Regions from separate parts of the Mus musculus genome. Here region 1 is linked to region 2. A link is a contact called in ENCODE Hi-C or POLR2A ChIA-PET data. All regions are on one chromosome and are shown on one strand. Each heading gives the region's core, a stretch centred on a gene start or an enhancer-like site at or near the end of the contact. The rest is flanking DNA. Distances are from core to core; before and after follow the strand shown. Region 1 holds the start of Rab33b (RAB33B, member RAS oncogene family). Region 2 holds the start of 4930577N17Rik (RIKEN cDNA 4930577N17 gene).

What was found. A loop is a pair of places that touch in the nucleus more often than their neighbours do. ChIA-PET counts read pairs that join two places held with the same protein, here RNA polymerase II (POLR2A).
Region 1: a loop to region 2 is called in a map of heart, with 2.8 times the contacts of the local background. The contact joins the promoter of Rab33b here to the promoter of 4930577N17Rik in region 2. A Hi-C loop is called at or near these places in 1 of 37 maps with a recorded cell type or tissue (heart). POLR2A ChIA-PET finds 5 or more read pairs at or near these places in 1 of 5 experiments (Patski).

What each region holds. Positions count from the first base shown.
Region 1 is chr3:51,482,241-51,485,724 of GRCm38, reverse strand. Rab33b (RAB33B, member RAS oncogene family) reads right to left here and starts at 1,759. Exons shown (of 2, transcript NM_016858.2): 1 at 1,145-1,759. The coding sequence starts at 1,393.
Region 2 is chr3:51,274,203-51,278,138 of GRCm38, reverse strand. 4930577N17Rik (RIKEN cDNA 4930577N17 gene) reads right to left here and starts at 1,378. Exons shown (of 1, transcript NR_073429.1): 1 at 1-1,378. The region is part of intron 4 of Elf2 (E74-like factor 2); the gene reads left to right.

The DNA.
Region 1 (3,484 bases), core at 510-3,009, 210 kb before region 2:
TCCTGGGACTAACTATATACACCAGACTGCCTTGAACGCACAGAAATCCACTTGCCTCTATCTCCCAGAATACTAGAGTTAAAGACACGGGTGCTCCCCCCCCACACACACACCTCCATCTCATATGTTTTAAGGAGTAGTATTAAGTAACCCTTAGTAGTTTCGCAACAGTGCCGAGGTTTACAGCATCAGGAGGCCCCTGACTTGTCAAGGATCATTATTCTGCAGTTGAGGAACCCAACCCTTCAGAATCCCAACCTGGCTGCCTTAGACTTCCTACTATGATTACAAAGTCTCAGTAGCTACCTGGGAGAGGGTCTGTTTTTGCAACAAGAGATATGATGTTGGCAAACCACCTAAGAACCATCACATATAAATGCCTCAATGAGAAAACAGATTTTTTTCCCCCTAGATAAATTGGTTATCATACAGAAAACGCCTCAAAGGCAACAGGTTTTACTCCCACAATACTTAGCATCTGTGCAATGCTCAAAAGAATTCCTAGATATAACGGAGGTTTTGTTGTTGTTGTTGTTGTTGTTGTTGTTAAATTGGGGTGTTTGAGGTTTGTTTGGTTGAGACAGGGTTTCTCTGTGTATTCTGTCTATCCAGGAGAGCCCTGTCTATCCTGGAACTAATTAGACCACGCTGATCTCAAACACAGAGATCCTGGTCTCTGTGAGAGTGCTGAGATTTAAGAAGTGTTCCCCCAGGCCCGACTTATAACGGAATTTTCTATGCTTGAAAAATTTCTGAGTTTCTTCCGGTTATACCCCACCACCACCACCACCCAGATTCCCAGCCCAAAACTCTCACTCAAGCAATGGGGGTGGGAGTGGGGGGGTGACCGCCCCCTACACCTCTGTCACTCAAAGTGTGGTCGGTCCACAGACTCATTGCATGTGCGTTATAGGGGAGCTTATCAAATCAGAACGTGCTTTTTTGAAAAACAAGAAGTCCCAGGTAAACCTGATGTACATTAGAGGTGGAGGAACAATGCCTCAGAAGTTTGATAGATACAAACACACTTTCCCACGCCATGGGGCGCACCGCACACTCCTGCCCAGACCCAGGGTGAGGTCCCGACACCTGCCAAGAAGGAGCGGCACTCCGCTGAGACAGCGTCCCCGCCCCACCGGCTCACCTTGATGCGCTCTCCATCAATATCCACGGCTCGCTCTCGGAAGTCCACCCCGATCGTGGCCTCGGTGCGGTCGGGGAAGCGGCCGGCGCAGAAGCGGTAAGTCAGGCACGTCTTGCCCACGTTCGAGTCGCCGATCACTATGATCTTGAAGATGCGGGAGCGGGCGGGAGGCAAACACCCAGACGCCCCTGACACCGCACAGCTGGACGAGAAGCTGACCTCCAGCGACGACTCCATCTCCGAAGTCATCCTCCCGCCCCGCCCCGAGCTGAGCCGGAGCACAGAAGCCGCGGGAATGACGCCACGCCAGCGACAGCGCTCCCTAGCAGTGACAAACGACGCCCAACTCCCCACAGCCCGCGGGCACCGCGGCGCGCGTGCGCGAGCAGCCCCTGCCCACCCAGGTGTGGCGCCCCGCTAAGGCCCCGGCGCACGCGCAGTAGGCCTCCGCCAGTCGGTGCGGTGTACCTGGAAAGATGCGTCGGCGCTCCCTGGCTGGACTGCGGCTCAGAAGGTCCGCCCGAGGGACCTCTATGTGCCGCGCTCCAGCCTTCTGACCGCCTCGCCACGTCCGAGGTTCCCGAGCTCTGGAGGAAGCTGCGCAGCCCCCGGGGGCGGGGAGAGAGAGAGAGACAGCGGAGAGGAAGGAGGCGCGGCCCGGCTGTGGTCTCGCGAGAGGCGGCGGCGCAGTGGCGTCGTGGCCGCCTGGTCGCAGCCGGGGTTGGGGCTTGGAGTTGGGCTCTGAGCATCCCCTGTGCTCACCGCTTCCTCCGGGCCTCCGTGGAGCGGGGCGGAACGGCGTGGGCAGGAGGGTGAGAGGCTACTCAGCTCCTGAACCTGATCTTGGCCGTAGAGACTCTCCTCTACCTCTGCCTTCCCGGTGCTGCAATGAAAAGTGTACACTACCACGACCCGCTCAGTTTGTTTTGTAAAAGAGACAAATTGTTTTCGGCTGGTTTGAGCAACACAAGTCTTAAATCTCTGTGATTCTCTTCAACTCCATAGAGTTCCAGGACAGCCAGGTCTCCTTGAGGCAGGATCTCTCAGTCAAACCCAGAGCTCATTCCATAGAGCTAGTCTTGGTAGCTAACTTGCTCTGGGGATTCTGTCTCCATCTTCCAAGGTAGGAATTACAGGAGGTCTTCCATGCCTGCTCAGCATTGCCTTGGGTTCTGGGGATCCAAATTTAGAACCATCTCCTTATTCCCTTCTTTCCTATCCAGCCCCCCCCCCCCAGGATTTTCATATTGTAGCTAAAGCTGGCCTAGAACCTCACTGTGTATCCAGGCTGGCTCTGATTTTTGTGGGAATCCTGTCTTAGTCTCCTGAATACTAGGGTTACAGGTGTGAGACTATGCCTGGCTGAATGTTACCATTGGTTTAAAATTAAAAATAAGTACCACTTAAGCTGAATGTAATACCACATGCCTATAATCCCAGTACTGAGAAGGCTGGAACAGTATGTTAGTGGTTACATGGAGACGTTTTGGAGTCAACTCTGAAGGATCTGACATGTTAACTTTGTAAGTCAACAAGTTCCAGTGCCAGTTGATGAACTGTCAATGAAACTCCTAGGTGAGAAAGAAAAGGCACCTTCTCAGAGAGGCAGAGTATACCCCATTCCCCAAGTGATGCCATGAGGCCAAGGTGATGTCTGTCCGATGTAAGTGGTAGCATTACAGGAAATGCTCTGCAGGAAACGGGTATTTCATAAATGGTCTCTGAATCTGTCCAGCTTCATCCAGAAGAGTGATGGTGCCTTTTCTCATCCTGGAGACCAAACAAGACTCCCCCTAGAACAAGAAGAAAAAAATATTTTTTATCACGCAAAAAACGATTGCTATACAAATATCCCTAGAAAAGAGCCCAGGAAGAAAGCTGTTGATCACTTTGCCTGAATTTACAGACATGAGACAAATGAGAATTAACCTCCATTAAATGGTTAATAGTTCATGAGATAATTTCACCATCTGTGTGCAGTGTTGGCAGCATTTTTCCTAGGAGGACTGAGATTTCCCGCATTCTTTGAATGCTTAGTAATTGGGCTTACATCCTGGGCATTTTAAACATTTCATTTTGAGACTTGGGTCCTATTGAAGTTCCATTGAAAATGTAGAACTGCATGATATAATAGTACATGCTGAGGCAGGAGGATAATCATGATTCAAGTTCAGCCTGGCTGCTGCCATGATGATCATGGACTAACCCTCTGAAAATGTAAGCAAGCCCCCAATTAAATGCTTTATTTTCTAAGTTGTCTTGGTCATGGTGTTTCGCTATAGCAATAGAAGAATAACTAAGACAGAGGCCTTCTTTCTCTCCCACTAAGGAAAAATGCTT
Region 2 (3,936 bases), core at 129-2,628:
TTTCAAGGTAAACGAGTTTTTTAAAAGCTGTCTGAAGATATCTTTAAGCTATGAACGAATACGTTCATTTGTCCAAGTCAAGCAAATACAAGAGAGGGCACACGAATTTCATGACCAGCAAACCCAGCGACTCCAGTCTCCCCGAGGCTGCCGGGCGGCTCTTTTCTGTTTACTAATTACCTGTCTAGTGTACTCTGACTTCTGTCGAGAAGACAGGACCAAGTCAGTTTTTGAAGTAGTTGGAGACTCCTGACTTCCTTAGTGATGCTTCTAGAATATTTTCTAGGTACAAGTTTTTTAAAGTGCAGTTCTTTCGACTGAACTGATTGTATGTTGCATAAGCGCCGGGAAGGCCAACCCAAGTTAAAAAGCCACCTCCGTGTACAGCTGCGGGACTAGGTATGAGGTCTTTTCTAGGAAGAAAAATTTGATTCATGGCTCTTTTCCAGAGGGGACATTTGCAGACTTCGCTTCCGCAGAACGTGAAGCGCGCCTCTTCCTGCCGAGGCGAGGCCCGCGTCCCCGAGGGCGGCCTGCGGCTCCCCAGCCTCAGGTGTCCGTGCGGCCGCCGGCTGCCGGCGCCCGGGACTGACTTCCTGTCTGGGCGCGGGGCGGAAGGATCGCGTTGCCAGCCGGGGCCGCCGCCGCCCCTGCCGTTAGGTGGTGGGGCTGCTGAGCCCGGCGGCGGGAGGCGGGCCGGCCGCCGCTTCCTGTCGGAGGACGCGCAAGGATCCGGGCGTCGGAGTGTGTGCGAGTGCGTGAGTGTGTGCCGCCCGCACGGCGTGTGTCTCCGGCCGCGGGTTCCGCCTTCTCCCCTGTCGCCGCCGCTCAGGGTGTAAGTCAATGTGAAGCAGCAGTTCCAGCCCCGGGATAAACATGGCGACGTCTCTGCATGAGGGACCCACGAACCAGCTGGATCTGCTCATCCGGGCCGGTAAGCACAGGGGAACTTTTCTCCCGTGCATCGGTGCAGCGGGCGAGGGGGCGCCCGGCGGGCGGGGAGCGTCCCCCGGGGCGGTCAGCGCCCCGGGTCCGGTGTCCGTCTCCGGCAGCCGGGCGGCCGCGGAGAGGGGGGAGTGAATGAAGTAATGGAGGCGACAAATCAGGAAGTGATCACCTTGGAGAGTAACCTGCCTCGGATCCGGGCTGTCGCTCCGGGGAGAGCGGCGGCGGCGGCGGCGCAGCAGCGGCAGCGGCAGGGGCCGGGCGCGGAGCCGCGGCTAAGTTGGGGAGTCGGCGCGGGCGAGTTGCGCGCTTCGCCCCAGTTGCCGGGGAACCAGGAAGTGAGCGGAGCTGTTGTCCCCGCCGCCTGCCACGCTGTCCGGCCGAGAGGGCCGCCCCTGCCCGCGGCCGGGGGCGCTGGCCGCCCGCCGCCCTCGCCTCTCACTTCCTATAGCCGCCACTTCCGCATGGACGCCGCGGCCCCCCCGGGCGCTACCCGCCAAAACGCGCCCGCCCGGCCTCCCGCCTCGTCCCTCCCGGAGCGGCGCCCGAGTAACGGTCCCGAGGCCACTTCCCGGTGCCGAGTGGGACGCCGCCGACCCGGCACCTCCCCGCCGCGGCTAACGGCGGCCGTGGGGGAACCGGGCTGCTGCCCTTCCTTCCCTCGTGGGGCGGGTGACTGAGGGTGGACGGGAAGGACACCGGGTGTATTCCGCGCAGCCGGCCCGGGGCTGCGGGACAGCGGAGGGGGACGTTTATTTTGGTCCACAGTAAGATGAAAGCGGGGAGCGGGGCGGGCGGGAGGGCGTCCTGGCCCCGGGGAAGTCTCGGCTCGGCATTGCCCCCTTTCCCCTCCCCCAAACCTCCCACCATAGCGGAAGCGCCTGGGAGAGGACAGAACGCGCGCGATTGACAGGCCCGAGGTTCCAATCTGCGCCCTGAGCTGTTCCAAATAAGAACGTTGATTTCTGGGGGCGGGACCACGGGCCCGAGCCGGGCCAATGAAGATTGGGCGGGAGTGAAGCTGACAATGTACGCATGGAATTGGAGGGAAGAGGAGTGTAAACACGGAAGTGGCCGCGGGGGTGGGGGATGTGCTGCGCCACTGCTGCAGCGGAAGGGCACGGACTTAAGTTACATAGAAAAAGCAGCTTTACTTGCTAGCAGACAGCGCAGCGAGGGCCTCGGGTCGATGTGGCACTGCTCGAACACTGTTGCTTACCGAAATTATAAGCGCATGCGGTCCCTCCTCTGGTTCTGTTTCACATCTCCATCGATGTCGGATTGGAAGATGAGAAATTGTAACCAAACGGTAGTGCTGTAAAAGATCAGAACAGTCTTTTTGCACCTATTGTTTTTAGGGATCTTGAAATTGGTAGTTTGGTGGACAAAGCAGTTCGGTTTGGAGGAAAAATTATGTTTATCTCTAAATTTAACGGAACTTTAAATATAAATAAAATCTGGACTGATAGAACTGCATGTGCTATATAACAATAACGCTGAATAGTGTGTTTTGGCTGAGGCATATTTTACACATTTCAAAAGTAGGGAAATCACAATTTATTGAGCAGCGTTTAAATGCCTTTTTGAATAGGAACTTTTACTGAAGGAGAGGAACATAATGGAACTTGGGTCCTTGTTAAAGTCAGTCCATTGATCAGTATGAATTAGTGTACAGTTTTATGTTGGGTTAGTGGTGTTTTGAGTGTCGAGTGTGTATAGTTAAAGAGATACTGTTTGGGGCAGGAGAGATGCTCCTCGGTTAAGACCACTTGTTGCTCTTGCAGAGTTGCTCTTGCAGAGGTCTTGGGTTCAGTTCTCAGCACCCACATTCACAACCACCTGTAACTCCAGTTCCAGGGGATACAACCCCTCTTCTAAACACCATGGACACACATATGGTGCTCATAAATACTTAGACAGAAGCTTAATAAGCCTAAAGATGTTATTTCCAATTCATGTGAATACTTATGAGAGAACCATTGCACAGTTTCTGCAGTGAGAACCTTGAGAAACACTGTAGAGTAAGAGGACTTAACTTCACAAGTGATAGGTTTCTTTTCTCTGCCTGAGCTATTAGAACTACCACTAAAACTGAATGTGGCCTGTAGATAATGCGCTGGGAGTGCACATTGGAAGTCAGTGTTCCTACCTTTTTATAGGCATTCTTGCTTGTAGGGCTGAGGATCTGGACCAGGCCTCCAGCAAGCTGGGCAGGATGCTTTACCTCAGGGCTACACCCGCTCTGACACGGGGTTTCTAAGACTTTAGATGCCATTTTCCAAATCTACTTGATTTTCGAGAGCTGCTTACAGAAATCTTATAACTAATGTTTTTAAAATCACAGTGTGCCATGAAAGAGTTCTACACGCTGTTATTTCTTCTTTCTTGTTCATGTAATCCAAAGACTCTTTCAGGCTCTTTGAAGAAAATTTAAGGATTTGCTGATATACTTAAAGCTAGTTCAGTAAGTTCAAAGCTGGAGAAGAAAATACGAATTAAAAAATTAAGATTCTATAGTTTTTATTGTTATAAGTTTAAATGATCTCTTTATCTACTTGAGAGAAGTCATCAGATACAAGCAAGCAGATGAAAAATAATGTGCAAGTGAAAAAGTAGCTGTAATGATTGCAGTAATTACCTGAGGATTGTGTAAAATGAGTGACACTTGGGAACAACTTAGAGAATAAATAAGCTTTGAATTAAGTGATGTTAGTATCACTTGTTTCTAAGCAACTGTAGATCATCGGGTAGTGCCATTGCTATATCACGACAGGATATATTGCTTTTCTCTATAACTTAAGTATCATATATATGTAGTCCTTTAGTTATTAATATTTAAGCTATTAGGAGTTTGAGCGAAGGATGAAATAACTTCTTTATAACAAATCAGTATCATCTTAAGATTCAAAATTTTGTAGTCAAGACTTATTATTCTTACTAAAGTTACATTTGGGTGGGACATGGTGATGCCAGCCTTTATCCCAGCACTGA